Linked DNA regions of Mus musculus: region 1 is linked to region 2. Evidence: chromatin loops called from intact Hi-C (ENCODE). Cell type or tissue: left cerebral cortex. All regions are shown on one strand. Links, peaks and the distances in the headings refer to the core of each region. The heading gives the core; the rest is flanking DNA.

Evidence for each region. A loop is a pair of places that touch in the nucleus more often than their neighbours do. Peaks named below come from ENCODE experiments on the same cell type or tissue, not always from the same donor. Only the 100,000 strongest peaks of a DNase experiment are listed, where the experiment ranks them.
Region 1: a loop joins it to region 2, with 1.8 times the contacts of the local background. A loop is called at or near these places in 2 of 42 quality-filtered maps.

Annotation. Positions count from the first base shown.
Region 1 is chr5:136,469,109-136,484,760 of GRCm38, forward strand. All of the region lies in intron 2 of Cux1 (cut-like homeobox 1), which reads right to left. Among named protein-coding and RNA genes, the nearest start is that of Gm16599, 84 kb to the left of the region's middle. In left cerebral cortex, for the core only: no CTCF peak of the experiment used is centred there; DNase peaks (open chromatin) are centred at 6,878 and 7,371; H3K27ac peaks cover 3,125 bases.
Region 2 is chr5:136,614,760-136,630,411 of GRCm38, forward strand. No RefSeq gene overlaps it. Among named protein-coding and RNA genes, the nearest start is that of Gm38722, 9.7 kb to the right of the region's middle. In left cerebral cortex, for the core only: CTCF peaks have their summits at 5,417 (motif pointing left) and 8,706; DNase peaks (open chromatin) are centred at 5,406 and 8,558; H3K4me3 peaks cover 492 bases.

The DNA of each region.
Region 1 (15,652 bases), core at 2,415-10,414, 150 kb before region 2:
CCAGCCCCTATGGCTCATCACTAACACAACAGACCACCCTGCCCACTGCCCTGTGGGTAGCAGCAACAGCCAGCCAGGATACTGACTAGAGGATGCAGAGCTGCCTTCATCTCAAGTCTAGCTTGTCCTTCACTGTCACTTAGATGTCCTCACCACTGTCCTTGCTAGCCTGTCCCCTCACACACCAGCTTCTTCCTTCCCCCAGAGCCATGTGGCATGCTTGCTCCTCTCCTTGTAAAGAACACACAGCAGATCCTGCTATATTTTGGCCATAGCTGACTTGAAGAAAACCACCAGTTTGCTTTGGAAAAGAACTAGTAGGGAAAGCTGGAAGGAGTCTCTGGGTCAATAAACACCTCTGCTTCCCTTCTCCAGCCTCTGGCACAGCACTTTCCCCTGCTGGAAGCTCTTTCAGAGACATGGCTAGAGAGTCTCTACAACAGGGAACCAGTGGCCCGGGGACAGGGAATGATGGGGAAATGAGCAGACAGTGCATTAGCAGTTGGAAGAAAACATCACACAGGGCCATAAATGTGTCTGCCATCCACAGCAACAGACACAGTGCTGCTTCAGGTCCTGGGCAGAAGTGGCACAGAGCTGAAACAAACTTGAGAAGCCCTGTATCTTGCCAGTGAATAAATCATAAATATCACCCCCTGAAACTTCTAAAAAAGACACATTTTGAATACAAATGAATGTTTCTCAGGCATTGCAGCCAGAATAAACACCTCTGTTGATCAAATAACAAGGAAAACCAAGTACTATAAGGAGAAAATCAGCACCAGGAAGCTGAGGCAGGAACATAGCAAGTCCAAAGCTACATGGAAGACCTTGTCTCAGAAAACCAAAACTGGGCAGGGAAAGAGTTTAGTGGGTACAGAGAGTGACATGAAAGCATGAGGATCTGAGCACAGAGCAGGGTGTGGCAGCACACATCTGTAATCCTAGCATCCCTACAGCAAGACAAGGAGAAACTCCAGGAATGCTGGACCCAGTCTGTTGTATGCAGGGCTAAATAACAAAAACCCCATCTAACACTGGAGGTTTTCATCTAAACTCTACTTGAACATGAATGTTCAGACACGTATACATTCATGTGTATACATGTACACACACACAGAAATTCAATGAAGTGTAATTCTGGCATTAGAGTGGCAGGAAGATCAAGAGTGTAAGGATAGACTGGGCTACAGAGCAAGGGTAAGGCCAGTCTGAGCTACATGCTAAGACCCCGTATACTAAAAAAAAAAAATAGAAAGTTAGCACATTCAAGGTTTTAATGCAACCCCCAGAATTGCAAAACAGGCTAAAACAATCCACAAAGAAAAAAAATCAAATAAGCTATTTTTAAAATAAACAAAATGATGTCAGATACTTTTAATCCCTACCTTTGGTGGTAGAAGGGCAAACTTCCCAATCTATCTACCAAGCTAACATATCGGCCATAGGGACCAGTTATACTCTGAACGTGCCCGACACAGGCCCATTGTTGGTTTGTGTTCTTGTTTTGTTTCCTTGAGATGGGGTTTTACCTAGGCTGACCTAGAGTGCCCCATCCTCCTGCCTCAGCCTCCCAAGTGCATCGATGGCAAGTGTGCAATGCTGAGCCAAGCTAGGACAATCTCAGGAACAATTGAGTGCATTTGTGCTTCAGAGTGAGGAGGCCATGCTTATAGGAAGGCTTCTCAGGGTGAGCTCAAGGGCTGAGGCAGGCTGGAGATGAAAACATCATTAACCAGTCAAGGTGTGGGGGACAGGAGGGGGGAACCCAAACAAAGCAAACTTCCTCACAAACCATACATGGCTTTTTAACAACCCATAAGTTACTTTTAAAACTTTTACACAAGAAAAGCAAGGACTTATTATTATTTTTGATTACTATTATGATGATTCAAAGCAGCAAAACTCTATCAAGTTTTTCTAAGTCATGATTAGAAGACATAATGTTTGGGGTTTGTTTTTGTCTTCTAGTGCTGGAGATGGGACCTAAGGCAAGGCAGGGGCTCTAGTGTTAAGCTGCCCTTCAGCCCTTCCCTGGGGATTCTAAGTAGGTGCTCCACCAGTAAACCACACCCCTAACTCCTCACTTGGGGGCGGGGAAATGCTCTGCTGAGCAATGTCCTCAGCAGAGGGAGGGAGGGAGGGGAAGGAGGGAAAGTAGGGAGAGAGAAGGATGGAAGGAAGGAGAAAAAGGAAAAACAGGAAGGAAGAGGAAGCAAAGAAGAAAGGAGAGGAGGAAGAAAGAAGGGAAAGAGGAAAAAGGAAAGAAAGAAGGAAGACAGGGAGAGGGAAAAGGGGGAGGATGAAATGTTCTGAGTCAATCTAAGGCAAATGCTCTGCTGAGCAATGTCCTCAGCCGATAATGGTTATTTTCCAATGCTTGGTTAAAAATTACAAAGTCTCAGCTGGAGTTGGATGGCACATACCTCCAATCCCAGCACTCAGAAGGCAGAGGCAAAAGGACCAAGAATTCAAGGTCATTTCTGGATGCCTTAGGAATTTGAATTCAGATGAAAGGAGGGAGGGAGGGGAAGGAGGGAAAGTAGGGAGAGAGAAGGATGGAAGGAAGGAGAAAAAGGAAAAACAGGAAGGAAGAGGAAGCAAAGAAGAAAGGAGAGGAGGAAGAAAGAAGGGAAAGAGGAAAAAGGAAAGAAAGAAGGAAGACAGGGAGAGGGAAAAGGGGGGAGGATGAAATGTTCTGAGTCAATCATAATTACATGAACAACTCTTGAGCATTCTATTCCTGTTTAAAACACAAGCACACATGTACACACGCATACACCAGTGAGTAGAGTCCGTGAATGGGTATATTTGCCTTCACTTTAGGACTGACGCTGTGGTCAACAGCTAAAACATTTTAAAACTATGAGAGCCATCTTTCTTCCTCTTGTAGCTACTGAGGATGAAAGCTGGGCCCTTAGCAAAGCTACTGTTCTACCATGGAACTGAGCTACGCCTGCCCTTCTTTACAAAGAAAACAGTAACCGGCCTTGCGGGGCTCTCCAGTCCAGCCTTGAAATCTTCATCTCCCGCCTCAGCTTCTGAGGCAAAGGGAATAAGAATTCAAGGCCATTTTTTGATTTCTTAGAAGTTTCAAATTGGGCTCTATGGGAGGAAAGGACATGGGGTTGGGGGCAGGGGAGGCAGGGGGCATGAAGATGTTCTACCATGTCTAACTACAGATTTAAGTTTTCCTTAATTTTTATTAATAGGGAGGGGGCAATGGCAAAGCACAAGTGTGAAAGTCCACTATGGGTTTTGGTGGTTGAATTTAATTCGAGAGACTTCTGTGGCAGATACTTTTACCTCCCCAACCATCCTCCTGGCCAGTGGTTGCTAGTATTCTACTCAGAGTGACGCACAGGAGTTCAATCTTAATATCGGAGTCATTGTCCTTCACCAAGTTTCATTTCAGAAGAAAGAAAACCATGAAGTGCATTGAGAAGTTCCTAACAGTTGAGAAGGGTAAGAGCATGACTTGATATTGTTTTCCAAGGCAAAATTCAAATTCAGGGCTAAGGAGAAGGCTCCCTGGGTAAGGGCAGCTGACATCCAAGTCTGATGCCCTGAATTCACTCCACAGGATCCACAGTGAAAGCAGAGAAACAGTCATGTGAACTCCATACGCACACTGTGGCTTATATGCACACGACTAATACTGTATAAAATTATATAAATACCCAGTTCATTATTAAAACAAAAAAACTAAACTAAAATGTCCACTTAAGTATAAATACAAAGGCTCTGTATTTTTTCAGTGCCCCCAGAACTTCTAGAACAACGCCTGCCAACTAAAACACCTACTATGAATTTAGTAATGGGTTACGCAAACATAAATTACAAGGCCAGACATTTTAAAAGGGAAAAAAGGTGATTTATTGACGCGCTGGAGACACGGCAGGATAGAAGCACTATTTCAATTTTCCACACAGTCCTCAGTGCTGCAGATGTGCTAATGCAAAAAGAATTTCAGAGTGAAATGGCTCTCGGCTCCCTGGTTCCTTCCATATCAATTCCTTTACTTAAAAAGGCTGGCTGGCATTCCCACACTTACATCCAAGACAATGAATACATGCTCAAGCACTTTTATCTGGCTATAAGTACAAATGGATTTGTTCAAACAGAGGAGGGGAGGGAAAAGGAGGGGAAGAAGGACAGAGGGAGGGGGTAGGGGGAAGGGAGAGAGAGAGGGAGGGAAAGAGAGAGGAGGGGGCGGGAAAGGAGAGATTAGTTTTCAAAATCTTTCAGCAAAAAGAGTACAGCTCCTGGTTTTCCGGCTGGAAGGAGCGAGCCCACACACTCTGGTCATCACTTGTCACTCTGCCCTGCCCTGGCCCTGTTTTAACCTCCCCTCTGAATCCTCACGAGCACATTCACTGATCCCTTTCCTCCTGCCTTCGGGTTACTATGAGAAACTGTATTTTCTTTCACAAGGCAAACACTTAAATCAGAAGCAAAGAGCAAGGGAGAGATAGTCCAATGGGTAAAAGTGCTGGCTGCCAAGCCTGATGACCTCAGCTTCATCCCTGGGACCCACGTGACAGAAGGAGAGAACTGACTCTTGGCCTCCACACATATGCCATGGTGCGCATGCATGCATGAACATACACAGGGCAATTTTAAAATGTTAAAAAAAAAAAAAGGTGAAATGCTGTTTGTGGGATGTTTATATACAAATTAAATAAGAATATTCTTGTCTTCAAATTTTAAATTCAAATCAATAGAAGCCAATGCCCTACTTCTCTGTCTAGGTCATGGGAACTGAACAGGGCTAAGCACATATTACACAGGAGAGATCTTCATGTTTCATTGCTTAGTCAGTGGCTGATAGCTTCACAAATGCCTGTCTTTCGAGACACAAAAAACTGGCTAACTGAGTTTCTCCCCAGGAGCTTGAAAATAACACATAGTGAAGTATGGTTTATAATACAAAAGGCATCTCTGTGTCACTACCTCATGTGCACATACATATTAGTATGTACTGTGTAGTTCCCAGATCTTTTGATTACATGAACACACCTGACCTCAGGGAAGCCGGCTTTGCCCAGCCCCATATTTCACACAAACCAAACAGCCAATAGACAGTAATGGCTTTCAGCTACTGATGACCTGGACCAAAGATGAAGAGACACTCCATCTTCCTCAGGGAACTGTCAGTGGTAGAAGGCTTGGAGCCGACCTTTCGCCCTGTCTTAATCACAGCCACCTATGATAACAGAGTGGGGTTTATTTTTATGCTCAGCTCCAGATGAAAATGATCAATCCTTCAATCTTGACTACTTTGTATCTGCACAATGAGCTGTGTAAGGGAAGGCCCTGTAAGTTTTCATGAGTCCCCTGAGCCCTACATGGAATTAAATTCACCTAAGAATATGATCTGCAATAATACTATCAAAACGCTGAACACTTCATTGAGTCTGTCCAAATGTACAAATTAAATGAAATCCCAATAAAAATTCATTTAAATTTTCATTAAAAAGTAGGAATTTTCAGAACCAGGCACTGTGGTCACACAGACCTCAAGCTACTTGAGAGTCTGAGGCAGAAGGATTACAAGTTCAAAGTCAGCCTAACTACAGAGCTAGCCTTAGCAACTTGGTGAGAAGTAGCTAAGTGATAGGGTACTTACCAACGATGCTAGTGTTTAACCCCAGAAGGTGGGGAGAAAACAGACCTGAGGGCCAGAGGGAGCTGGAGACTTAGCTCAGCGGTAGAGTACTCAGCTAGGATCCTGTCCCAGCACAAAAAAAGAAAAGAAACAAAGCTTTACAAAACAGAATTGGGAAGAAGACTGTAAGCTGGACAGCAGAGGATGAAGACCCAGACATAGCCCACATGGCACTGAAGAATGATGGGCCCGGGGCTCCTGATGCATCACACTCACCAAGGACATGAAAAGCACTGGAAGAATCCAAAGAGTACATGGCTTGGACAGTCCTGGGGCATCGATGAGGAATATGGTGGCTGATAGAGGACAAAGAAGTCAGATCAACTCACTGGGGGTAGATAAATTGGATGGCTGGTCACTAGTTATAGGAGGGACAAGGGGCTCTAATGGAAGAGGAGAAACTGAGGCCCTACTTGCCACCAATCACAGGAGAATGCCCAGGCTTGGGGCAGAAAGCAAAAGCTGGCATTATAGAAAGAGTCCAGAAGTTGCCCTGGTAACATCTACACAGAGGAGAGTTCCAAAATAAGATCCAGAACAGCTGGGGCTGTGTAGCTCAGCTGGTGGGGCACAGAGCCAGGCACTGTGGTTGCACAGACCTGTCATTTAAGCTACTTTAGGATCTGAGGCAGGAGGATTGCCTAAGGAAGCCCTTAGTTCCATTCCCTGAACCACAGAAACCGGTGAGGCAGTGTATGCCTGTTAATCCTAAGGCTTGGGATATGGAGGAAGAAGGAACTTTCTTGGCTACAAAGTTAAGTTCTAGGCCAGTCTTAGCTTAGTGAGACCCTGTCTCAAAAACTAATGAACAAACATAGCAGGATCTGGAATAGGAAAAAAAAAAAATATGTGGGAAAGAAAATGGGGGTGGGGGGGGGGGGCGGCAAGATAGAATGGGAATTCCCACTTGCCAAAAATAATTCAGTTCCATAAGACAGACAGCACAATAAGCAAGGGACATGCCTTGGCCTGGGAGATGTCCTTAAGGCAAACTCTCAAGAGATTTCAGACTGGAACCATCAGGGTCTCTACTTGTGGGTAAGGCATGGCAGCAAGTGATCTAACAAGGAAAATGAGCAAAGCTGTCAGAGGGGAAGACAGGAAAGTGTGAACAGGCCACTCAGAGTGAAAGGCAGTGTGCCAGTCAAGAGAAAGAAAAAATATCAAGTACACGAGGTTCCTGTTCACACTCATCTAGCAAGCACGGCTCAGTTAATGGAGAAAACCAGCGAGGTACTTTTAGAAGAAAAGGTTTGTTGAGCAGAAATGTTCATGCTCTGTACCTTAGGAATGCAATGCTCCCACCGTGTAACATGGAAGCTGGTGAGGGAAGATGTGGCCAGCACCAGCACCAAAGCTGGGCCTCTTTGCAGTAGCTGAGCTATCAAGTCAGAGGCACTAACCAAGCACACTTGCCATAGACCCTCTTTACAGTGCTCTACATGCAGTCAGCACAAAATTATAGTAGGGTTCCAAAAAGACTGATGGTCTAACTGATCAGATGTGAAACGGGAAGCAAAAGATATGTAGAGAATGCCATGAGAAGCAGTTCCAACTCTCCCCTAAATGCCCAGGGAAGTTCATGTGCTTGGAAGCAGGCAGCAGAGGGTGGTGATGTGGGACCAGGCAGCCTCAGCAGCAGGAGGAGGCTCTGGAGATCCATCCCACAAGGCAGCTGGCTCTGTGTACCCAGAAGGTGGCTGTGGGCTGCAAGACTGTGGAAGCACTCCCCAGGGACCCACGCTGGCACAGACCTAGGAAGGCTAGGCTAGATGTACAGTCTCTTGCCAGCTTTGCTGATTTGAGTAGGACATACAAAGCAAGTTAATGTCTTTTCTAGGTCTCGATTTTTTTCTGCCTGATTCAAACACTGTACCTATTGCAGAAACACATACTTAAAAGTGGATGGAGATGGGCATACAAATGCATACCAGTAATACCAGCACTGGGAGATAGAGGCAGGTTAACAATACAAGGTCACCCTTGGTTACATAGTGAGTTTGAGGCCAGCCTGGGTTACATGAGACCCTGTCTTTAAAAGAAAAAAAAAAGTATTTGGAAAAGAACTACATGAATAGATAGCTATTAATAAATGTCAACCGCTGTTATAAGCTGTCCCTGTCATATCCCTCAAGTTACCCAGAACCAGAAAGTAAATAAACTCTTCCTGGTGAACTCAGAGTTCTCACATAACAGGATCTGCAAAGATCTCCTAATACATGCAAATTCTGGAAAAGAAAAAACCTAAAAAGAGCTTGCCATGAATGTTGTGGGGAAAGACAGACAAAGAGAGAAAGAGCTGCAGAGAGAAACGAGCAGCAGAAGCTGGTGTGGTCTAAGTAAAATGTCACAGAGAAGTCACCTGATCGTTTAAAAGCTGTCAAATGAAAGGTGATGGGGCTTGATCAGGTTGCAAACCAAGTCAGTAGCAGCAGCACCATCAGAATGGAGCCCCAAATGTTCTGACTCCCATCTAAGATCTCCTTCAGGAACGCCAACTAGACCATGGCTACTAACCCACCAGGCTGAGTTTACTCATGTCTGTCAATCAGACCTGAGTCCATTTTTGTGAAACTGAGATTTGAAAGGTAAGATCAAAAGCCATTATTGGCCATTAGTTAGTCCATGGTGATCCAAATATATCCTACCACCTCATATACCTATAATCCTAGTTACTTGGAATGCTGAGGCAGGGGGATTGTAGGCTCAAGGCTAGCCTGAGCTATATTCCAAGGCCTTGCCTTAGAATACAAGTTTTAAAAAAAGAGATGTACCTGAGACAGAACACTTGCTTTGAATTCTCCAGCAAGGGGCTGGGTGTGTGGCTCTTAAGTACAGGGCTTGCCTAGAACCCTCCAGTGAGGGGCTGGGGCTGAGATTTAGTGGAGGAGTGTTTGCCTAGCACCCAGAAAGCCCTGTTTCATCTCTAAAATAAATAAGATAAGGCAGAATCTACTCCTGAACTCAGTGTCTTTTCTCTCAAAGCAATGCTCATCACAATCACACAGCTCCCATGACTTTGCCATGCTATTCTGGAAGCAGTTCAACCTAGCATCTGGGACCATCAGTCCCATTTCTCTATGGGAATATGGAGGCTCACAAAGGTCACCATTAAAACTCTAGCCCATGTAAATCTCTTTACAATCCTTTCCTTTTCACAGCTGTTAAATGCTCAGATAATTTGTCCATGATGCTTAAAATAGCTCTCTGGAAATGCCAGATACACAGAGGAAGAGACACACAGCTCAGGGGGAGAGGCTGTCAGTTCTAAGCACTCTTCAGAGACCTGGGTCTCATCTGCTGTTCCCATAGAGAGTGTGTGGTACAGTGGGACCATGGGTGGCCCTGGTGTCTTCAAGCAAGCCCAACAGAGACACTGGGAGATTAAACTCTTCATGGATCACGTTAAGGATTCTTCCAATGCTGCCAGTCAGGGAGTTCAGAAGCAGCCCTGATCTTCTGAAAGATGGCATCTGATGTCTTTCTGCTCAACACAATTAAGCCTTTACTTAAATGTGAAGGATCCACTAACAAATAACCCACCCAAATGCCCCAACAGTGGCTTCAGCGTCTCTGCAGTAGCTGTGTGTTTGTGTTTGGGGATAGGGATGCTACAAATGGACATGTTCACTCTGACTTTAAAATAATCTCAGTTCCTCAAGTGTCCACCCACCCACCCATGAGCACACACTACTGCATAATCCTGTGGTTTTTGTTTTGCTAGGCAGGTACTTTACCACTATGTAATATCTTCAGTCCAGTTGATTCCTGAAACAGGTTCTCATCAAGTTTCCCAGGCTAGTTTTGAAGTCCTAATTCTTAGCCTCAATATCCGCAGTGCTGGGATAACAGGCTTGAGCTACAGACAGGGCTGTTCCAGTGTGTATATCACCAGAAGTTACCATGTGCCCCATTTGTTTAGTTGGCCATTATCTGCCTGCTCCTGCTGATGGCTGGAACCTTCTCTATACCTGCTAGTCCCTAGAGAAACCTCAGGGCTCCTTTTGGAGGAGACAGGGATTAAAAGTGTTTGCTGTGTACTTAGTGCATGTTCTGTATATGCTAAACCACTCCCCTCTAGCAGCTGGCAGCAGAGGCAGAGCACTCCTAGTCCACACATGTGAAGCCTCAAATCCTCCAACATGCTCCAAACACTGTGGATTTCCCATTAAGGATGTGCAACTGATGAAGGTCTACAAAGATCTTCCCAAATCTGAACCACTCCCACCCCATACACACTGAGTGAGAGCTGCTCTTTAGAGTATAGGAAAGAACACAACATCTGAAACAGTGAGGAATCTTGCTCAGGGTCAGACGCCCCTGGACATCTGCAACAGCTGGCCTGGGAATAGCCATTTCTCTTCCAAGACCCCTGGAACCAGACAGAGTTCTGCACAGGAAAGGCCCCAGGAGCAGAGGTCACACCATGTGTGGGAGGGAAATCCTGGACTAGTAGTGCTCACCCATGCTTGCGCACAACCCAGTGGCCCCCTCTGTTCTTCAGGACTGCTTCATGTCCTCCCAAGGCCCCTGCTGACTCTTTCTAGAACATGCTAGAATACTGTGACTTGAGCTGCACTTGATCCTTGGGGTAAATTTTCCCCTGGGGTCTCCTCAAAACTAAGAAAACTACTTATGTTTTTTGTACTGGTTGAACATGTTTAACTGGTAACAGTTAAAAGCTTCTATTTAATTTTTAAGCTTTGTCTAGTTAAAATCGTATTGTATTGCAACTTTATGGTGGTTGACTCTAGAATGATTAAACACGCAGGCTGATTACTCAGGCTTTAGGATTCTGCCAGATACTAGAGTGACCTCTTCGCAATGAAGCAAAAATGTGCTTCATTTCTCCTCCTCCGAGGAGAAAACACTGCATTGAAAAGTTGCTTGTGGATTTCCCACAGCCCCACAAAGAGAAGAATTTATTTGAGATAACAACAACAACAACAACAATAATAATAATAGGCTATTTTGTGTCACTTGGTGAAACCCTGCCTCAAAATAAGCAGGCCTCAGAGAGTTGGTACAGTGCTTGCTATGTCAGCATGAAGACTAAGTTTGAATCCTAAGCACCCGTGTAAAGCTCCAGGCACGTGGGTAATCAGTGTTATCAGAATGCCAAGAACCCGAAATGGAGGAAGCTACAGACTCTCTAAAGTGGTTTAGACAGGTCCCCACATCCCCACAGTGGTTCTCTCTTGTGGCAGGGGTGCTCATGTCCCTAGCATGTGACTAGTTAAAACATCTCTGGGCATGTCCTGGCTAAGAGGCCCATGTCTGGCAAGACATCACTGGCCTACCTTCTCCCTTAAAAACCACAGTCAGTGACATCAGGGACGCACATCTGTGGGTTTCCAGTGCAGTTGCCTGAATATGTTCAATGTGGAACAAAAAACCTAACTGCCATGTTTGCTCAACTGAGTCTGGAGGTTTCAGACTGACCTCTGGTTTAAAGGAGGGCTGACACAAAAGTAGAGTGGTGGTACATGCCCTTAATCCCAGCAGAGATAGGCAGCTCTAAATTCAAGTCCAGCCTGGTTTACAAAGTGAGCTCCAGGACAGCCAGGGCTACACAGAGAAACCCTGTCAGGGGAGAGGGGATGAAGCCTGACAGACAAATTCAAGTCACAGCAGCCTTCTAGGTCTGGCAATATTTCTCTCTCTCTCTCTCTCTCTCTCTTTCTCTCTCTCTCTCTCTCTCTCTCACACACACACACACACACACACACACACACACATACACACACACACACATACACACACACACAATATCAGCATGCTGCTTGAAAGTTCAAGGTCATACATGGCCTTCCTGACCCCCACCGGGTGATGGTAAGGTCACCCCTACCTGAACACCATGCCTCTCCCAGACCCCCCCCCCCTTACAGGACAATGTGCCCCACAAGGCTCCAGCCAGCTGGCTGCATAGGAACAAGATGTGCCCCACTGGAGTGGCTACTTTATTTTAAGTGACTCTCTTTTTCCAGGCTGAGTCACTTCTGCGTAGCTATAAAAGGCAGCAGAGCAGTGACTAAGTGCGCTTGGGTCCCAGCCACAGTTAAGTATTACTACCCTCACTGGGCAGTGGTGGCGCACGCCTTTAATCCCAGCACTCGGGAGGCAGAGGCAGGTGGATTTCTGAGTTCGAGGCCAGCCTGGTCTACAGAGTGAGTTCCAGGACAGCCAGGGGCTACACAGAGAAATCCTGTCTCGAAAAACCAAAAACAAAAAAGGATTACTACCCTCTACTCCTTCCTTCTTAATTGTCTAACGCTGGGGTCTTACTTTACTCCAGGGTGGCCTTAAACTCATAACAACAACCCTCATATCTCAGCCACCATGGTTCAGGGATTACAGACAAAAGCCACAGACCTGGATTCTTCATCTTTCCTCTGCTTCCTCCTTGCTCTAATTCCTCACCTCTGCAAAAGGTTGAAAGGTAAAGATGTGGGGTCCATCGCTTCGTCCATAACTTTGAAAACACTTCCTCCCCATAGACAAAAAGCAGAGATCTCTCCCCACAGCATCTGCTAAAGCACAGAAGTTATCAACAAATCTAATCTTCTTCTATCACGGTCAAGAATTCCTTCCACTTCCTAGAAGAGACGTCCCAAATCTAGCATTTAAAAAATGTTGTGCAAGAATGCAAACATCAACCAGGTATGGAGATATTTACCTGCAATCCTAGAACTCAGGAGGTGGAAACTGAAAAATCGGGAGTTCAAGGGCAGCCTTGGTTACATACTTAGTCCAAGACCAATTGGGCTATGTAAGATCCTGTCAAAGCCTAAAAAGCATGCTAGGGCTATAACTGGGTTGGTAGAGTACTTGCCTGCCATGCACTCTCATCCCAGATCACCACTCCCAGCGCCTCATAAACCAACCAGGTGCATGTAATCCTAGCGCTCAGGGAAATGGAGGCGGGGGCCCAGAAGTTCACATCTGAAGTAAGTTTGAAGCCAGCTTGGCTACATGAGAACTTGTGGAGGAAGGGAAGAAGGGGGTGGAGGGCTGGCTCATGGGGAAAGCACTCACCACAAAAACATGAGGACCTGAGTTTGGATCCCCAGAACCTGCATCAAGCTGGGTATGGCCACACACATCTATAATCCTATGGTCATATGGGAAGCAGAGAAACCAGAACTCCTAGAAGCTTACAGGACAGCTACCCTCTTGCAGACAGCATAGAACAAAAGCCCCTGTCTCAGACAAGGTGGAAGATGAGAATCACCAACACTGAGGCTGTCCACACTCATGCTATAAGGCCACACACACATACATATTCTCATACACACACACACACACACACCCTCACTTCTCCCCTTCTTTTTTATATTAAGATAGAGAAAAACCACATTGGAGTAAGAAAAGACAATTAAGGAGTGGCTTGCAGGACAGCCAAGCATTTTTTTTTTAATTATCCCATCAAAAATAGCTGATGTCGTGCAAAGCTCATCTAAACACCAGAGTGCCCAGGCTCCTTCTAGAAGCACACCAGGTACTGAAGACATTAATCTGGTCTTTGAAATCATATTCAACCAACAAAGACCTGAGTCACAAGACAATCAGTGGTATGGCTTCTCTGAGCATGTGTGAGGCTGTGGGTTCCATCCCAAGCACAGGGTAAATCAAAACCAAGCAGACAAATAAACCAACCAACAAGAGGAGGTGGGGGAAGACCAGGACACAGACAGACGGATGGAAAGACAGACAGACAGACAGATTGAGAAAGACATGGCTCTAACAAGACTCAAAAAAGCAGAAGTGTTTATCTACATGGAAGGTTACTGAGCCATCTGTGGCTTATACAGAGAATACTGTCACATGGATATGTGTATGATGCAAGGAAAGACTTCAGCAGAAGATGCCAGTTATGGGATCCCAGCACTCAGCCTGCCACATGGCCATGGTCCACTGCCAGGTGGAAGAGATAAAAGCTAAAGAACAGGGTTAGAATTTCCTCCTCAGGACCCAACTGTCTGACACATGGAAGCAGCTACATAAATATCTGCAAAATGATTAACTATCAGTACAAACCACCCTGGGGAGTATTTTACTGATAACTATTAAATTAGAATTTTCTTTCTTTCTTTTTTTTGGGGGGAAAGGGGGCAGGAGACCCCCTAAAATATATTTATGAAACAAAGATCCACTGCACCTAAAGCATTGTATAGTGTTCTAAGCTAATAACAGTTTGTTTCATTTTATATATTAGGTGAGGCTGAGCCTAGGACCTTGTGCATGCTAGGCAAGCATCTTATGGTCCCCAGCCCCTCATAGGCTGTAGGAGAGCACTCTACTGCTGAACCATATGCCCACAGCCCTATTTTTACTTACTATTTTAAGACAAGGTCTCACCAAGTTGCTTAGTTGGTCTTGAGCTCACTCTTTACACCAGGCTGGCCTGAAAACAAAGATCCCACTGCCTCAGCTTTCTTCAATAGAAGGACGGCAAGTATGAGTCACAAGACTGGGCTTTCAAATTAATAAAAACACCATGGGTAGCAGATACCAGGTATACAAGTAGCCTATCATAAACACATACAAACATGCCCCTATTTTGTGTGTGTGTGTGTGTGTGTGTGTGTGTGTGTGTGTGTGTGTGTGTGTGTGTGCATATGTCCAGATGTACCCAGAAGCTCTGTGCTGATGTTACCATTTTTTAGGGGACAGATAATGATATTAGAACTTTGGATCTTTACTGAGAAATGTATGTAGTCATCAAGTCACCTGAGGCAAACAACAGGGAAAGCAATAGTCCCGCAAGACACCCATCATCTGGGACTAGAGAGATGGCTCAGTGATTAAAAACACTTGTTGCTCTTGCAGAGGACCAGGGTTCAGCTCCTATCACCCACATGGTGGGTAATAACTACCTATACCTTCAGTTCCAGGGCATCCAGAGTCCTTTTCTGGCCTCCTCAGGCACCAGACACACATGTGGTATATAGACATACATGAAGGCAAAACTCTCATACATATGATAAATTTTAAAGGTAGAAATTTATGAATAAAAACTGTTTCTTTGGGATAATACTTGGTCTACTCAAAGAGCAGCTATTAATTCTATATGGAGGGTGAGATACAGGGCTAAGATGGCTGAAGGACTTGTAATGCATGAATTCTTGGGTTCGATCTCCAGTATCAAGGAAATCAGGTATGGTACTGTATGCCTACAGTCTCAGTACACTTGGGAGCTAGAGGCAAAAGGAGCAGAAATTCAACACTCTCAGACACATTGTGAGGTTTGGGCCAGCCTGGGTTCCATGAGATCCTGTTGCTATACTATGTAGATAAATAATGTTTTTAAATCCATAGGGAATGAACCTTTTTAAAGTAAATTTGTACTTACAAAGTAACTGCGGTCTACTTCAAACTAACCAAAATTTTTAGATTAAAACACTACAACCAATACTGCTGTACTTAGAAGCTCTCTACACAGTGTCCTGGTGTTACCATTTTTCCTTCAATAGAAGAATGAATTTGTTTATGAATTTCTTGATGTAGTGTCACAAAACTCTAACTTTAAAAGTTAAATGACTGGGTGGTTTAACTACTGGAAATGACCAATGTCACCGAGATGACTAGATGCAACCTTAAGCAAAGCTGGTGGTCCAGTTCTGCTGCCAGACCCAAGCCTTCCACTCACCTGAGACTCCACACATATGGCTACAGCTCCTTCCTCCACATTGTCAGACCGTTTCACGTGCCGTCGTAGACGCCCATCTTTCCCCTTTGAGCATCCCAGGACACGAACTGAACCCTCCCCCCTCCACTTCCATCTGAACTCTGGCCTTAAAAACCTTTAAAGATGTCTGATAGAAGATACACTTAACTTAGTTGTGGTGATGTACTCAGGAGGCTGACTGTGGAGCGTAGGCTATACAGGGAGCATCTATCTCAAAAGATAAAAGGAAACAACAGCTAGAAAGATTTAGGTGACGGGGAGGTGTCTCAGCCAGCAGAACACTTGCCCAGCATGCA
Region 2 (15,652 bases), core at 4,230-12,229:
GGAAGTTCTGGAACACTGGTTCTCATCCTTTCTAATGCTGCGACCCTTTAATACAGGTCTTTATGTTGTAGTGACCCCCTGCCATAAAGTTATTTTTGTTGCTGCTTCATATCTGTAGTTTTGCTACTGTTATGATTTTTTTTTTTGCTACTGTTATCAATCTCAATGGAACTATCTGATATGCAGGACATCTGATATTTGATCCCAGTGAAAAGGCCGTTTGACACCCCCTAAAGGGGTCATGACCCATAGGTTGAGAACAGCTGTTTTAAAATATAATCAAGGAGGTGATTATGTGAGTGAGTAAAATAATTTAAAAAGGGTGGCAGCAGATCAAGGCCTACAAGCACAACCCTGAAGTCACAGCCATTCTGTAGACTAAAGCTGGAGGATCTCTGTGAGTTCGAGGCCAGCTTACTTACAAAGTGAGTTCCAGGACAGGTAGGGCCATTACATAAAGAATGGCTTGCCAGAAAGATATAGGGAGACAACATCTTCAAATAAACAGGAAACAGAGGCCTAGTGGAACGGCTCAATAGGTAAAGGTGCTTGCTGCCTGGCATCTCCCAGACCACTATGTTAGGAGAGAACTGATTCCCTCAAGTTGTCCTCTGACTGCTAAACAAACCCCACAGGGCACACACCACCCACTAAATAAATATTTAAAAATTAAAGAAATAAGTAGTTGAGATCATAGCTCAGTGGTTGAGCCCTTATTTGAAATCCCACAGTGAGTAGCTGGGTCAGCAGTACAGCCCTAAAATTTACTTTTAACATGTAAGGAGTTTAAAACACACCTGAAAATAGGCGCTGGAGGGATGGCGCAGTGGTTAGAAACTCTAAAGGACCAGAGTTCAGTTCCCAGCACTCACACTGAGCAGCTCATGACTGCTTCAGGTCCAGGGGATGCGATCCCAGCTGGCTTCTCCTGGTACCTGTACTCATGTGCACATACCCACACACAGAATTAAAAATAAAGATAAAGCAAACAAGCAAAACAAAACAAAAAAAAAAAAAAACAAAAAAAAACCCCAAACTATATCTGAAAAAGTTGAGGAATCTTGATGTTAGATTAGCAGAAGTCAGACGTGTGGGAAAGCTTGTTCCTCTCTTTATCTGAACCCAGGTTGTATTTTGAAGAGCCATCCGCAGGGTAGATTGATGGTTCTTGGTGGATCAGCTGAGGGCTCTTGCAGAGAACCCAGGTTCAGATCCTCACACCCACTTTCAGCAGCTGACAAACATCCATCACTTCTGAGCCAGACAGTCCGACGCCCTCTTCTGGTCTTCCCGAGGCACCTGTACTCAAGTGTACACACACTTAACTTAAAATAAGCCTAAATAAATAAATAAATAAATAAATACATAAATAAATAAATAAATGAAGTATCCTACTAGCACAAGGAGTTTCTGTTTTGGAAGTGGGGAAAAAAAGAAAGAAAGAAACTGTAAAACTTTTGAAAGCACAAAAGATGTGAAAAAATGCATCTGAGATTCTCACAGTTGGGGAAGAATATTGATTTCCTGGTGGAGCTGTCATTCCCAATTATTATCTGATCACTCTGAACAGCTTGAGGAAATGAGAGCATACCTGAAATTCGCGGTTAAACATTGTATTTCTTAGAAAACAGTGTTTAGCATTAAGAAGTCACGACAAGTGTATTTCAGCTCTGAATGAAGGCAATTTGGAAGGAGTCACAGAGACACAAAGGAGAGCTGAGTCTGACGCACAAATCTGTTCATGCCTAGAGAAGTTAACAAATCAAACTGAGATTGTAGGGACTTGGGGGTGACAGCTTCAGGACAGCATTTACTTAGACTCCCCCAGCAAGGAACTGGGGGGGGGGCGCTAGGTGAAAGTGTTCTGGTCTGGCACAGGCAAAGTCTTGGGTACTGTGCTGAGCACCACAAAATAACAAACAAACAAAATCCCAACACACCTCTTTAAGCTCTCACCTTTCTAACTCTCTAGCCCCCCTCTCTTCTTTCTCTTCCCCCCTTTCCCCATATGGCCATGGCCGGCCTCTCCCTCTCTCTTTCTACCTTCTCTCTTTCCCCCTGACTTTCTACAATAAAGCTCTAAAACCATAAAAAAAAAAATCCCAACACAAACAAAAATGGCATATGTTTCAGTTGCTAGCTAAGTTACAGACTAATCTTAGATTTTGTTGCTATGAAAATAAGTAACTGAACACGGTGGTGCACACCGTTAATCCCAGCCTTTAGGAAGTGGAGGCAGGTGGATCTCTGTGAATTCAAGGCCAGCCTGGTCTACAGAGTGAGTTCCAGCATAGCCAGGGCTACACAGAGAAACCCTGCCTCAAAACAAAAAAGAAAAAAAATCAGAAAAGAGAAAGTGACTAAAGCCAGTGTATATATGGTCATAAAAACTTAACTGGGGTAAAGATGTTTGCTGCCAAGCCTGACCTTCAACCCTTAGACCTACAGAGTAGAAGGAGAGAACCAACTCCTAAAAACTGTCCTCTGATTATCGTTGTACAGTGGCTCATGGGCTCATGTGTCCCCTCCCCATTATATAGATAAACGTAATTTTTAAAAATCATAGTCCAACTCAAAACAGAACAAAATGGGCTGGAGTTGTGTTGCTGGTAGAGTGCCTGTCTAGTTGGCATGGGTTCTACCCTCACACACCCACAGAGAGAGACAGAGACAGAGAGAGTAAATATGGCATGGTGTCCCAGCAGTTGAGAGGCGGGAGGGATGGGGAAGCCGAAGGACCACAAGTTCAAGGTCATCGTCTGCTCCACAGCAAGTTCAAGGCCAGCATGTGCTACATATCTGGAAGGGGGGATTATGACTAACTTTGTTGCATTCAGTTATTTGTTCCCCATTATCCATTCATCTGTGATAGGTTGGCAATTTCCCAAAGCACATCTACTAGGAGTGGGGGAGTGCCAGGCGAAGCACTGGGGGGATTGCTCAAAGCTTGCTGAGCCCTGCATCACTGGGTTTTATCCACTGAGGCTGAGCCGTTTCTAGCCACTATTGAAACTTTGGAGGCCAATCACAAGATGCACAGGTGGCCCATTTATCTTGAATTCCTTTACTCAGTGCTAAACGTTACAGCAAGTGGTTTCCCCCCTTCTTTTTTTCTTTGCTTTCCGATGAGCTTCAAAGGGAAACTGTAGACGCATCTCCATCGCTTTGAGAAGTATGAGCTGTCTTTCAAACCATCTTTCACTGTTCACCATCTCTGAGAAATGATGACCATGTCATAAACCACTGGGTATGAAGCAAAGGAACCCATGCCAGGGCTCCGGCCTTCGAGGAGGGTTCAAAGTCCAAACAGAACAGTCACAACAAAAGCAAAGGGATGTTCTGGCTTTAGCGCAGGATGTGGGGAGTAGTGGGGGGTGGGGTTAGAACAGGAATTTTCCCCCTACTTTCCTCAGAAAACTATGTAGCAATGTCCGATCTATGAAGGTTTAGCCCCTTCCCTTCCTCCCCTTCTCTTCCTCCCCCCTTCCTCTTCATCTTCTTCCCTTCCACTTGGCACATTTGCATGTGCACTCTCTCTCTCTCTCTCTCTCTCTCTCTCTCTCTCTCTCTCTCTCTCTCACACACACACACACACACACACACACACACACACACATACACACACGACTTAAATAAATTCACGTAAACAAACAGCACTTTGCCATGAGAAGTGGCTCATGCTTAGAATCCCAGAACTCCACAGACAGGGTTAGGGTGGGGGCGCTTGCAAATTGGTGGCTAGCCTGAGCTACATAGAGAGAGCCATAGAGAGACACGCCATGCTTGCAGATATTCATGTGGGAGTCTTTAGTGGAGGCTGTAGGACTGCTGTCTGCAATTTATGTTAAAATGCATTAGAAAAAATAAAATAAAATGGATTTTGGCTGGCCGGATGGGCAGATAAAGCATCATACAAGGTTAACGGTGGAATTTCAGAAAGGTGTATACTTAGCCCCATTGGCTCAAGTCAGCTGTATGTTTCTAAATTTTCACAAAGTATCGGAATAAGTTTATATATGCCAGTTAATATACATCCAGTAACAGAAAATTTGGGCAGTATGGGATGGTGTAGCTGGAAATCTCCTATATCCTGCAAGCCAGCCATATTTCTTCCTTGTTTCTTTCTTTCCTTCCTTCTCTGTCTCCCTTTCTCCTCCCTCCTTGCTTCTCATCTTCCTTTTTGCTTTTGGGGAAGGATCTAGTACGTAACCCAGGTTGGCAATCCTCCTGGTTCTGTCTCCTGAGTTCTAGAATTATAGGCCCAGACCACCCACCCACCCTTCCTTCCTTCTTTTCCAATGCTTCTTTCTTCCCTTTCCCTTTCTGTTCTCTCTCCCTCCTCCTCCTGTTTCTCTTTCTCCTGTTCCTCCTCTTTTTGTTTTTCAGGCAGGAGCCCAGGCTAGCCACACTTGTGGCAATCTTCTGCTTCAGCAAGTGCAGGGATTGCAGACATACACTACCATATCCACGGAGAAAGCTTCCTCCTTCCCTCCCTCCTTCCATCCCTCCCTCCCTCCACAGCCTCACACAGCTAGGTCCGTGCTGTAGGACTGAGCCAAGAGCTTCACCCCCTAGAGTTGTTCTTATAGCTGAACATACCACTGAAATTCCATTTCTGCTCAACGGGATCACCATCTCACAATTCTCAGGAAAAACTTGTGCTTTGTTCCTCTGTCCCTAACCTGAAATCCTCCATCCAGGCAGTGGACCGGGAGTAGGGGGCATAGAACAATACAGAGAAGCTGAACCTTACCAGCCCATTTGCCCTGCATTCCCAGAGTGGTGGCAGCTAGGTTGGATCCCCAATTCTGCAGGTACTCTGGGGGACCTTGGGTAGATCCACACAGCACTGGTGAGCCTCAGTTTCCCCTTCTGTAAAGCAAACACAGTGCTTTCTATTTCCCAGGAGTGGCTGTGGGTGGTGAGACAGGACCCACCAGGGTGTGTGCCCCGGAGCCAGGCCCTTCAAGTGGTGAGCGGCACTGGCCTGCCCTCGCCCCACTCTCCTCCAGGAGGTCGCCTGGACTCGCAGACTTGGCACAGCTCCATCGCTGTACAACTCTCTTCCCTGGAGCCTGAACGGAATGTTTTCTCTACCCTCCTCCTCCTTTTCCTGTGACCGTGTCTGCAGGACTCCTCTGCTGTCCTGGGCTCCCCAGAGATCAGCCCTAACCCTCTCTCCCTGTTTGTCTCCCACCCTGCAGCCCACCGGGCTGTTTCCAATTTGGAATCTTGTCTCTCAGATCATAGCCGCCTCTTAGATGGAGCTAATGAGGATTTAAGGGCCCGGAGCCCTGGACCTCCCCAAACTGAGATAAATCCTGCCTCTGTTCAGACAGGGGGCCTCCAGCCAGGCACTCAATCCCCTCCTCCAGGCTAGCCGGGAGGCGCCTGGGGAGCCCCCTTCTGGCAGGCAGGGAGGGCCTCCCAGCTTCTCGTCGGGAGACAGGAAGAGACAGTTTCTCAAAGGCCCAGAAGAAGGTCCCACAACACGATGGCCCAGAGCGGTAGACTTGTGAAAAAGAGCTGTTTATTGCATTTTAAAATTGAAGCTCGTTATATCTAAGTGTTTGTTCACGTGTGTGGGGTGTGCTTTGTTCACTCGCGGACAGAGTTCAGCACGCAGGGTCTTCTTCAGTTATCTCCACAGCTTTTGAGGAAGGATCTCTGACTAAACCTGGAGTTGGCCGTCTCCTCTGGCCTGCATACCACAGCGCTCCTTAGCATCCTCTGGCTCCACCTCCGCTCTTGCTTCAGAGCTGCTGTTAAGGACGTGCCAGGCTTTTTATGTAGGTGCTAGAGATCTGAACTCAGGTCCTCTGCTGGTTGTAGCAAGCGTTTTATCCACTGAGCCATCCCCCTTCACTTTTATTCACTGATCGATTATTCGTTTTGTTTTGTTTTGTTTTGAGACAGGGTTTCTCTGTGTAGCCTTAGCTGTCCAGGGACTCACAGCGATCCTCCTGACTCTGCCTCCAGGATACTGTGCAGACTCCATGACTCTGCAGCCCTGGGAACAAGCTGCCGGAGAGGAGAGCTTACGCAAGCTAGCTCCATGTTAGGAATAAGAGGAGGGAGCACACCTAGCTCTCCCTGAAACTCCAGGTAAAAGACAGGGACCACCCCAATGCTATATATAATTGAGTGTGAGTCTAGAGAAGACCTGAACTAGCTGTGCTGATGGGAAGGCTTCCTGGAGGAGGCGTTTGTTCAGGGCTCCTGAGTATGTGACAAGGCCCAGGAACATTTAAAAGCCACGCATTACCGGGCAGTGGTGGTGCACATCTGTAATCCCAGCACTTGGGAGGCAGAGGCAGGTGGATTCCTAAGTTCGAGGCCAGCCTGGTCTACAGAGTAAGTTCTAGGACAGCTAGGTTATACAGAGAAACCCTATCTCTGTATAGAAACCCTGTCTCGAACACACCCCCCCCCCCAAGCCTGGCATTATAGTGGGCATCTGAAATGATTCCAGGAAGGCTCAGGAGGATTGCCATAAGTTCTGGGCTAAGCTACATAGCAAGTCCCTGTCTCAAAATATTTTGGAAAAAGAAACCAAAAGAAAAGCAAAAAAATGACAAAATCCTAAACCATAGAACTTTTTTTTTTTTTAAACTCAGGGTCTCATGTAGCCCAGGGTACCTTCAACCCCACTATGAGTGTCCACTGAGGGTGACACTGGAGTCCAGAGCCTCCTGCCTCCACCTTCCCCAGCGCTGACACAGAACCCCAGGGCCTTGTGCTTATCAGACAAGCACTCACTCAGCCACATCCTCACCCCCTGCCAGGTGTTTCTTTGGTGACTTTATTCCCCCTACCCAAGGTGGGAGCAATGGCTCAAGAGATTAGGGGGGTCTCTGAGAAGACCTGGAGAGAGCAAACTTCAGCCAGTGCCCTGCTTCCTCTGAGTACCCCACACTACCCTGTAGAACTGTTTAATCTTTCAGTTTTCCCCCCATTAAGTCCCTGCTGCTGGCTATGGACTTAATAAATTCCACCCCATTTACTTACAAACTTACAATTCATTTAGGCTTAGCAGAACTTTCTGGACTGTCTAGGCAATGCAACCAAGCTGAGGTTGAGACATTTTTTCCTTTCAGCACAGGGCTCTCTTCCCCTTCAAACATACATGCAAAGGGCTGGTGGGATGGTTCAGTGGGTAAAGGAGCTTGCCACCAAACCTGCCGACTCAAGTTTAATCCCAGGAACCCACGTGGTTGAAGGAAAGAACTGACTCCTAGAGTTTGTCCTCTGACCTCCACAGGCCGGCTTTGGCATAAGCTTTCCCTACCCCTACTCCCTTAAAGTGATCTTTTCTTTTCTCTTCTTTTCTTTTCTTTCTCTTTTGTTTTTGTTTGTTTTGCTTGTTTGTTTGTTTGTTTTTAAACCCTCAAAATGAACAAATAAATTTTAAGAACCCTCTAACCAGAAAAGAAACAACAACAGCAAAACAGTAATAAACCCAGGAGCATGATCTTCTGGTACACACATGTAACTGACAGGCTGACAGGGGTCAGCCTGGGCTTCAGAGTGAACCTTGCCTTAAACAGACCAGATACACAGTCTTGAGGGGAGATAGGAGTTCTACTGGATGGTCCCACTCTCATCTCGGGAGCTTGGACCTATCCAGCCCCACCTTGGTGGTCTTGTTTTCTGCCACGTGTTTAGAGGAGCCTTTTTTTTTTTTTTTTTTTTTTTTTTTTTTTTTTTTTTTGAGACAGGGTTTCTCTGTATTGCCCTGGCTGTCCTGGGACTCACTTTGTAGACCAGACTGGCCTCAAACTCAGAAATCCACCTGCCTCTGCCTCCTGAGTGCTAGGATTAAAGGCGTGTGCCACCATGCCGGGCCGAGGAGCCTTTTTTATTAAGGAAGCTTTCATCCAGGCCGACCTTGATCCTTTGCAGAGGCCATGGGAGCTAAGGAAAGTTAGGGAGCAAGAGAAGCTTTTTCTCTTGTGGGAAAGCCTTGTCATCTTTCCAGGTGAGGATGGTAGCCCCGATTTTCTCATGAACCGGCATCCCCAAAGGCAGGGATCATTCTGGATTGCTTTTGGGAGTCAACTCATTGCTCAGGACTTGGGAATGCCGTAGGTCCTCAATCAATACTCCAAGGGTTGGATTCCGCAGAACCATGTGCCTGCGGCACCCATCCAGCTAAGATAGTCACAACCTCGGAGTAGGCTTAGGGAGAGGTGGCCTGGCTTCAGGAGGGTATTGGGTGCAAAGAAAAGCATCGTGGGGGGCCGTTTGGGGTCCTCCCGGGGCGCTTAACCTTGGCTTTCTCTGCTGGCTGGGTTGTGGCTCCTTACTCCAGGGCCTCGGGCTGCGCGCCAGAGAAGAGGAGGAGGCGTCTACCGTCTGCACCCATCACCTGAGCTGTACCGGGCGGGGAGGATAACAATTATTGGGAGAGGTTGAAAAAAAAATCATTATCAAATAACTACAGCTTGCAAAAGTTGGAGGGTGGAAAGGAAAATGCGGTCCGGATCGCTGCAGGATCGCGCGGCTGCTGGAGCTGCGCCGCGCAGCGCCGCGGTAGCCGATCTGGAAGGAGAAACATCTGCAAGGCATTTGTGCGAGGCTCACCTTTGAGACCTCGCGGTTGGAAGGAGGCGCTGAGTTCGCGCAAAAGGAAAATCGCTCCAAGGTTTTCTTAGGGGGACCCTGACTGGCGCGGGCTGAGGAGGCTAGGGAGTTGGGGAAGAGCGCCCCCTGTCAGGCGCACGAAGAGCCTTGATGACCCGAAAGGAAAGCTACCACCTTAGCCTCAGTTTCCCAATCTTTCTCTCTTTACCCCTCCTCCTTCCCCTCACCCTCATGTAGCCCAGGCTTTTTATGTAGCTGAGGCTGGCCTTGAACACTTCACCTTCCTTCTTCAGTCTCCCAAGTGCTGGGATTGCAAGTCTGCCTTCTAAGATACATTTTCAGCAGTATATGAATGGGAGTTAACGTTAAATTCACCAATCCGTTCATGTGACGAATTACGATGTCACTTTAAAAAAATCTTTAAAAGATAGCATGTCCAAGGAAAAAGGGGGAAACTTTTTTCCTGATAAAACAGAAGTGGCTTTTCGGAAATGTTTTTCCTTTTGGCAGCTTCATAAGACACTGTGATCAGCCAACGCCTTACTACCCTTTCCTCTGCAACAGCCTGCTTTCCCGTTCCCCCTCTCTCCTACCTTCATGCCCCTCTCTTATACCCCCACCCCGTAAGCAGTCACAGCCAGGTGTTCATGACACCAAGAGTCATTGACAGCCCACCACATGCTTCACCCCCATTCTGCTCCTCCCTTCCCTCTTTCCAGATGTTCCCTGGGCCTTGGAATGGTGACACAACGTGCTGGGTGGGACCGGGCATTCAGCAGCCACCTGTTCTCACCCCTTGGACCAGCTGAGTTCCCCCCCCCCCCAAGCACTGCCCATTCAAGAAGCCCTTCTCTGGTCAAAGCTGAGGGCTTCCTTAGTCTGTGTGTGTCCCCCCAAAACAAGGTTTCTCTGTGTAGCCCTGGCTGTTCTGGAACTCACTCTGTAGACTAGGCTGTCCTTGAACTCAGAGCTCTGCCTGACTCTGCCTCCCGAGTGCTAGGACTAAAGGTGTCTGCCACCACCGCTCAGCTTAGTCTATGGGTACAAGCACTGTTTCGAAAGCAGTTTAGGATTATGGAGATGGCTCAGTTACTAAAGGCACTTTCTGCTACACGTGAAGACCTGGGTTGGCTCTCCAGGACCCACAGGAGAGAGGAGAGAACCAACTTCTTCAGGTTGTCCTCTGGCTGTCAAAACTTGTGCCATGGGTGTCCTCACATACAAAATAAGTAAATAAATGCAATAAAAAAAATTAAGAATAGAAGGCAGCTTATGAGGTCACTTGACAGGTCACCAGGAGTTCCCTGTAGGGCCTGACCTTTCCAGGCTCAGACATTTCCCCAGTTCTGCTTGACAAGCCTTCCTTCCATCCCTTGGGGCAGATCTCCTCACATCCAATCCTAAAGACAGAATCTTATTTGTAGCTGAGGCTGGCCTTGAACCATCCATATCCTTTTGTCTCTCTGCCTCTTGAGTGCTAGGATCACAGGGAGGTACCGCTGTGTCCAATATATTCTTCTTCCCTCCCTCCCTCCTTCTTCCCTCCCTCCCTCCCTCCTTCTTCCCTCCCTTCCTCTGTCTTAGAAGGTCTCCTGTAGCCCAAGCTGGCCTCAAACTCACTACAAGGCCAAGGATGCCCTTGAACTCCTGATCCTCATGCCTCCACCTAAAACCAGGATCATAGGCATGCAGCCTTGCACTCTGTTTTGAGTAGCCAAAAAGTTCCTTGGAGGCTCAGCTGGTGGAGTGCGTGCCTACCACTCAGAAGCCCTTGGCTCCATCCAGCTCTGCCTAAACCAGGAATGGTGGTGTATGACCGTATTCAGGAGGTAGAGACAAGAGCTGAATCAGAAGTTCAAGGCCGTTCTTCAACACATAGAAAGTTTGAGACAAGCCTGGACTACACAAGACCCCGTGCCCTCCTGTCTCCCCTACCTCCCCTTTAAAGAGCCTAAGTTTCTAATTCAGGGACCAGGGCAAGCCTTTCAGCCTGCTGATCCAGCTGAACCAGGGTGGCCGACAAGGAGCCTCACAGCAGCTCACTGCCGGTTCTTGCAGTCAGAGGAGAGTCTAGCAGAGCCAATTTCCAATGACTGAAATAATCCTCGTTTGGACGAGCAAGGTTGTTGTTGGCTCTGTATGTGCCTTTGGTCACTTCCTGTCCAGTCTGAGGAGATAAGAGGGCCACTGTGTGGGAACCATACGGCACCTTAAGGACCTCCATCGGGGTTGTAGGTGGGGGAAGAGACCCTGAGGTGACACAGACTTGTATTATTGCCACCTACCCTGGTTTTGTCTTTTTTCTGTTTTTCGGGGGGGGGGGGCTGCCTTGGTACCAACTGTCACCAAATTGTAATTAGCCCAGCCCCCAAAGCCCCCCGAGAACAGAAAGATAAGAGACATCTTCAGAAAGGGAAGGGAGACGCAAACCTCACAGGAAGCCAAGCGGGCAAACCGTCACTTGAGCTGAAGTGAGAACTGCCTTTCTTTTCCAGCCAAGGGTGACTTTGGTGCCTCTAGGGTCAGGTGGGGTCACAGAGGGCAGAACTCTGTGTGCCTTCAGGGTGTGGAAATGGTGACCAAGTCTTTACTCTTTTAGAGAGATTTTGGGGGCTGGAGCTGTTGTTTAGTGGTAGAGTGTGTGTCTGGTATGTGCAAAGCCCAACACTTCAAATAAAAAACAAAACTGTTACTGGCGGTTCAAGTCTATTATCCCAATTACTTGAGTGGAGCCAAGAGGTAGGGGTGCGTAGCTTTAATCCCAGCACTCAAGAGGCAGAGACAGATTGATCTCGGTAAGTTCAAAGCCAGCCTGTCTACAGAGCCAGTTCTAGGATAGCCAGGGTTATACAGAGAAACCTTGTCTTAAAAAACAAACAAACAAAAAACCCAACTACTTAAGCAGATGAAACAGGAAGATATGTGAGTTCAAAGTCAGGCTGGGCTATATAGAAACACAAGGGGCAGCTTGGGTAACCTGTGAGACCTTATCTCAAAATAAAAACTAAAGGGAGGGCTGAGAATGGCTTTTTTTTTTTTTTTTTTTTTTTTTTTTTGAGACAGGGTTTCTCTGTGTAGACCTGGCTCTCTTGGAAATCACTTTGTAGACCAGGCTGGCCTCGAACTCATAAATCTACCTGCCTCTGCCCCTCCCAAGTGCTGGGCCTGCCTCTGCCTCCCAAGTGCTGGGATTATGAAGCTGGGCCACCACTCTCAGTGAGAATGGCTTTGTGATAGAGTTCTTGTGTAAAATTTGCCAGTAGGAGGCTGGGGGCGTGGCTCAGTGGTAGAGCCCCTATCCAGACTCCCCCAGGGAGGGGCTGGGGGCGTGGCTCAGTGGTAGAGCATCTATGTGGATCTCCACCCTATTCTTTTGAGAGAGGGTCTCTTATTGAACCCGAAGCTCACCAATTTAATTAGAAAAGTTGACCATCAAACTCCCAGGGATCTGCCGGCATCACTGAGTTACACGTGTGCACTACCACATCCCCCCACCCCCTTTGGATATAAGTTCTGGAGATTGAATTTAGGGCCTCATGTTTTTGTGGGAAAGCGCTTAACCAATCACATCATCTCCCCAGCCCTCCCAGAAAAATCTGACAAGTTATCCTGACCAGGGCTCAGCATTAGCTGTGGACAGTCCACCCTGGAGCTGCCTTTGGTTCTCTATCCACCTCGGAGGGCTCAGTAAGTAGAGGAAGCCAGAACTTCAGGAAAAGGGGGGCAGCTAGCCAGTTCCTTCTTGGCCTCTGGGTGGCTCCTCTGTGAAAAGCCACTTCCAGCTCTGTTTTGGTCATTCTGGCTGTGGCTGCCTCTGATTTATTAGCTGTGGGATTGTCAGAAGGCAAAGGGAAGGTTCTAGCATGCCCAGGAGATTGCAGGAATCCATTTCACACTTAACTATTTTTTCTAACACCTACTAATGTCCTTCAGGTTGGCCCCCAAAGTTCCCTGGCTTCTCCACCCTCATTCACCCTGTTTGGGACAGCGTGGAAGCTGAGAAGATGGAAAAGCCTCTAGCGGTGGCCAGCTGTCAACCTGCAGGTGCAAACATCTTGGGGCTTGAGGGGAGCTGGAGTGGGGAATGGGAGTAGTTGGAGGGGATTCTTATACCCCCTCCCCCCCAAAAAACCATGGGATGCAAGGCAGAGACCAGTTCCCTTATAACAGCATGGCCGTCCCTGTGACAGTTCAGCATCTGTGAAATGAGTATGGTTAGCCCTTTCCATAGGTTATGGCCAGGGCAGAATGAATGACGGCTGGGTGCTACCCGCCTGCGACATTTCTGGGCCCCCAACAAGAGCTGGACTGATGCAGCAGAATCTGCCTTTGATCCCCACGAGGAAACTGGCCCAGAAGACACTTTTCCGGGCCAATGTTTTCTTGCCCACTTGGCTAGAGTTCTCTTTCCCTGTGTTTCTGTTGAAATACTAGTTTCTAAGGATTTCCATTGCTCGCCTGGCCACGCAGCAGTACCCAGTTGGATCTGTTTTGACACCAGGCCACCATCCTGTCTATTCTCTCCGTTGTCACTGTTCCTTCTCTGTAGCTGGCGAAGAGTGGTGGGGGAGGGGAAACAAAGCATATTGAACGAGGATGCTTCTAGAAAAGCTCATTCCTTTGCCCCAACTCCATAGGGCTGGGCAGCTGGCTGTTGCCCCATTTAACAGACCTAAGGCCTTCATCTCTCGGGGCAACAGGTGCTGGGTAGAAGCAAGAAGATGGCGATTGGCCAAAGATGTAGTCATGTGACCTTGCTTGGGCCTATTGCAGGAACAGCCAAGAGAGAACTGTTCAGAGGCCGTTCTTTTTCCATTCTTTTTGTCTTTTTTTTTTTTTTTCCTCCCTTCAGAGCTGATGATAGAACCCAGGGCCTTGCACTTGCTAGGCAAGCTCTCTACTACTGAGCTAAAGCCCCAACCCCTCAGAGGCCGTTCTTGATTGGCTTTTGAGTATGGAATATCTCCCTCCTCTGAGAGAAAGGGGTTGAGTGTTATTCCACAGGATAGGAGTGCTGTTTGGGGAGATTGTGAGGTTTGGTGGATGGAAGTGGGGTGGTACGTGTGTGTGTGTGTGTGTGTGTGTGTGTGTGTGTGTGTGTGTGTGTGTGTGGTATGTGTGTGTGTGTGTGTGTGTGTGTGTGTGTGTGTGTGTGTGTGTGTGTGTGTGTGTTTCCAGACAGGCTTTCTTTGTGTAGCTCTGGCTGTCCTGGAACTCGCCCTATAGACCAGGCTGGCCTCGAACCCAGAAACCTACCTGCCTCTGCCTCCAGAGTGCTGAGACTAAAGGCATGCGCCACCATTGCTCAACTAGACTGAGAACTTTTGAGGGTTTTAGTACAAGGCTGCTTCTGGTCTTTCTCAGCTTCCTGATTTGCTCATGTGTGGTGTTTCTACCATGCACGCCTAAGGCTGGCGGGTCTGTCATGCCTCCCTGAGGTGACTAATCTTAGTTGTTAATTTGGCTGCAATTGGAATTAGCTAGACCCAAGGGTCTCTCTCTCTCTCTCTCTCTCTCTCTCTCTCTCTCTCTCTGTCTCCCTCCCTCCCTCCCTCCCTCCCTCCCTCCCTCCCTCCATCTCCCTCTCTCTCTCTTCCTTTCTGTTTTTGTTTTATTTTTTTAATCTTTTTTTTTTTTGCTGTATCTAGCAAAGCTATAGATTTTTATTAGATATTTTCTTTTTTTTCCTTTAGATATTTTCTTTATTTACATTTCAAATGTTATCCCCTTTTCTGGTTTCCCCTCTGAAACCCCCCTATCCCCTCCCCCCACTCACCAACTCACCCACTCCTGCTTCCTGGTCCTGGCATTCCCCTATATTGGTGCATAGAACCTTCACAGGACCAAGGGCCTCTCCTCCTATTGATGACCGACTAGGCCATCCTCTGCTACATATGCAGCTAGAGCCATGAGTCCAACCATGTGTTTTCTTTGGTTGGTGGTTTAGTCCCAGGGAATTCTGGGAGTACTGGCTAGTTCATATTGTTGTTCCTCCTATGGGACTGCAAACCCCTTCAGCTCCTTGGGTCCTTTCTCTAGCTCCTTCATTGGGGACCCTGTGCTCAGTCCAATGGATGAGCATCCACTTCTGTATTAGTCAGGCACTGGCAGAGCCTCTCAGGAGACAGCTATATCAGCCTCCTGTCAGCAAGCTCTTGATGGCCTCCACAATAGTGTCTGGGTTTGGTGATTGTATATGGGAGTTTTATTTTGTTTTGAGACAGAGTCTCACTATGTAGCCCTGGCTGTCTTGGAATTCACTATGTAGACCAGGCTGCCCTTTACTGTCTGCCTCTGTCTTTCAAGTGCTAGGATTGAAGGTGTGGGCCACTGTGTCCCACAGTGAAGGATTTTCTTGATCAGATCATTTGAAGCAGAAAGACCCCATAACTCTGGGGCAGCCTACACAAAGGACACCGAGGAAGGAAACACACACACACACACACACACACACACACACATATATATATATATATATATATAATTTTTTTTTTGCCTCATTGCTCCTGGGCTTGCTGGCAAGTGCATCTGCTCTGTGGCTGAGACATTCTTCTCCTGGTATTAGAACCAATATGTTTGAGATTCTAATATAGTCTGAAGACCAGCATCTCTCCAGGAATCCTTTAGGACTCCAGCACCCCATGGACTGCTCAGACATCCAGCCTCATGGACTAAACAACTACTGGATTCTAGTCTTTCAAATGAGACAGTCATTGTTGGAGTATCTGGACCACAGCCTAAAAGGCAAACTCATAAATTCTCTTTTAATATATGTATATATACATATTCATTTTTTTCAGCTCGATTTCTTTCTCTCCTCTTCCTCCTCCTCCTCTTCTTCTTCCTCCTCCTCCTTCTTGGTTTTTGAGACAGGGTTTCTCTGTGTATCCCTGGCAATCCTGGAATTTGCTCTATAGACCAGGCTAGCCTCAAACTCAGAGATTTGCCTGCCTCTGTGGTCCCAAGAGCTGGGATAAAAGGTATGTGCCACCAGCTCTGTTTCTTAGATAACCCTGACTGACTGATACATTTCCTTACTGTGACAGTCTGAAATCCTGAGACAAGATAA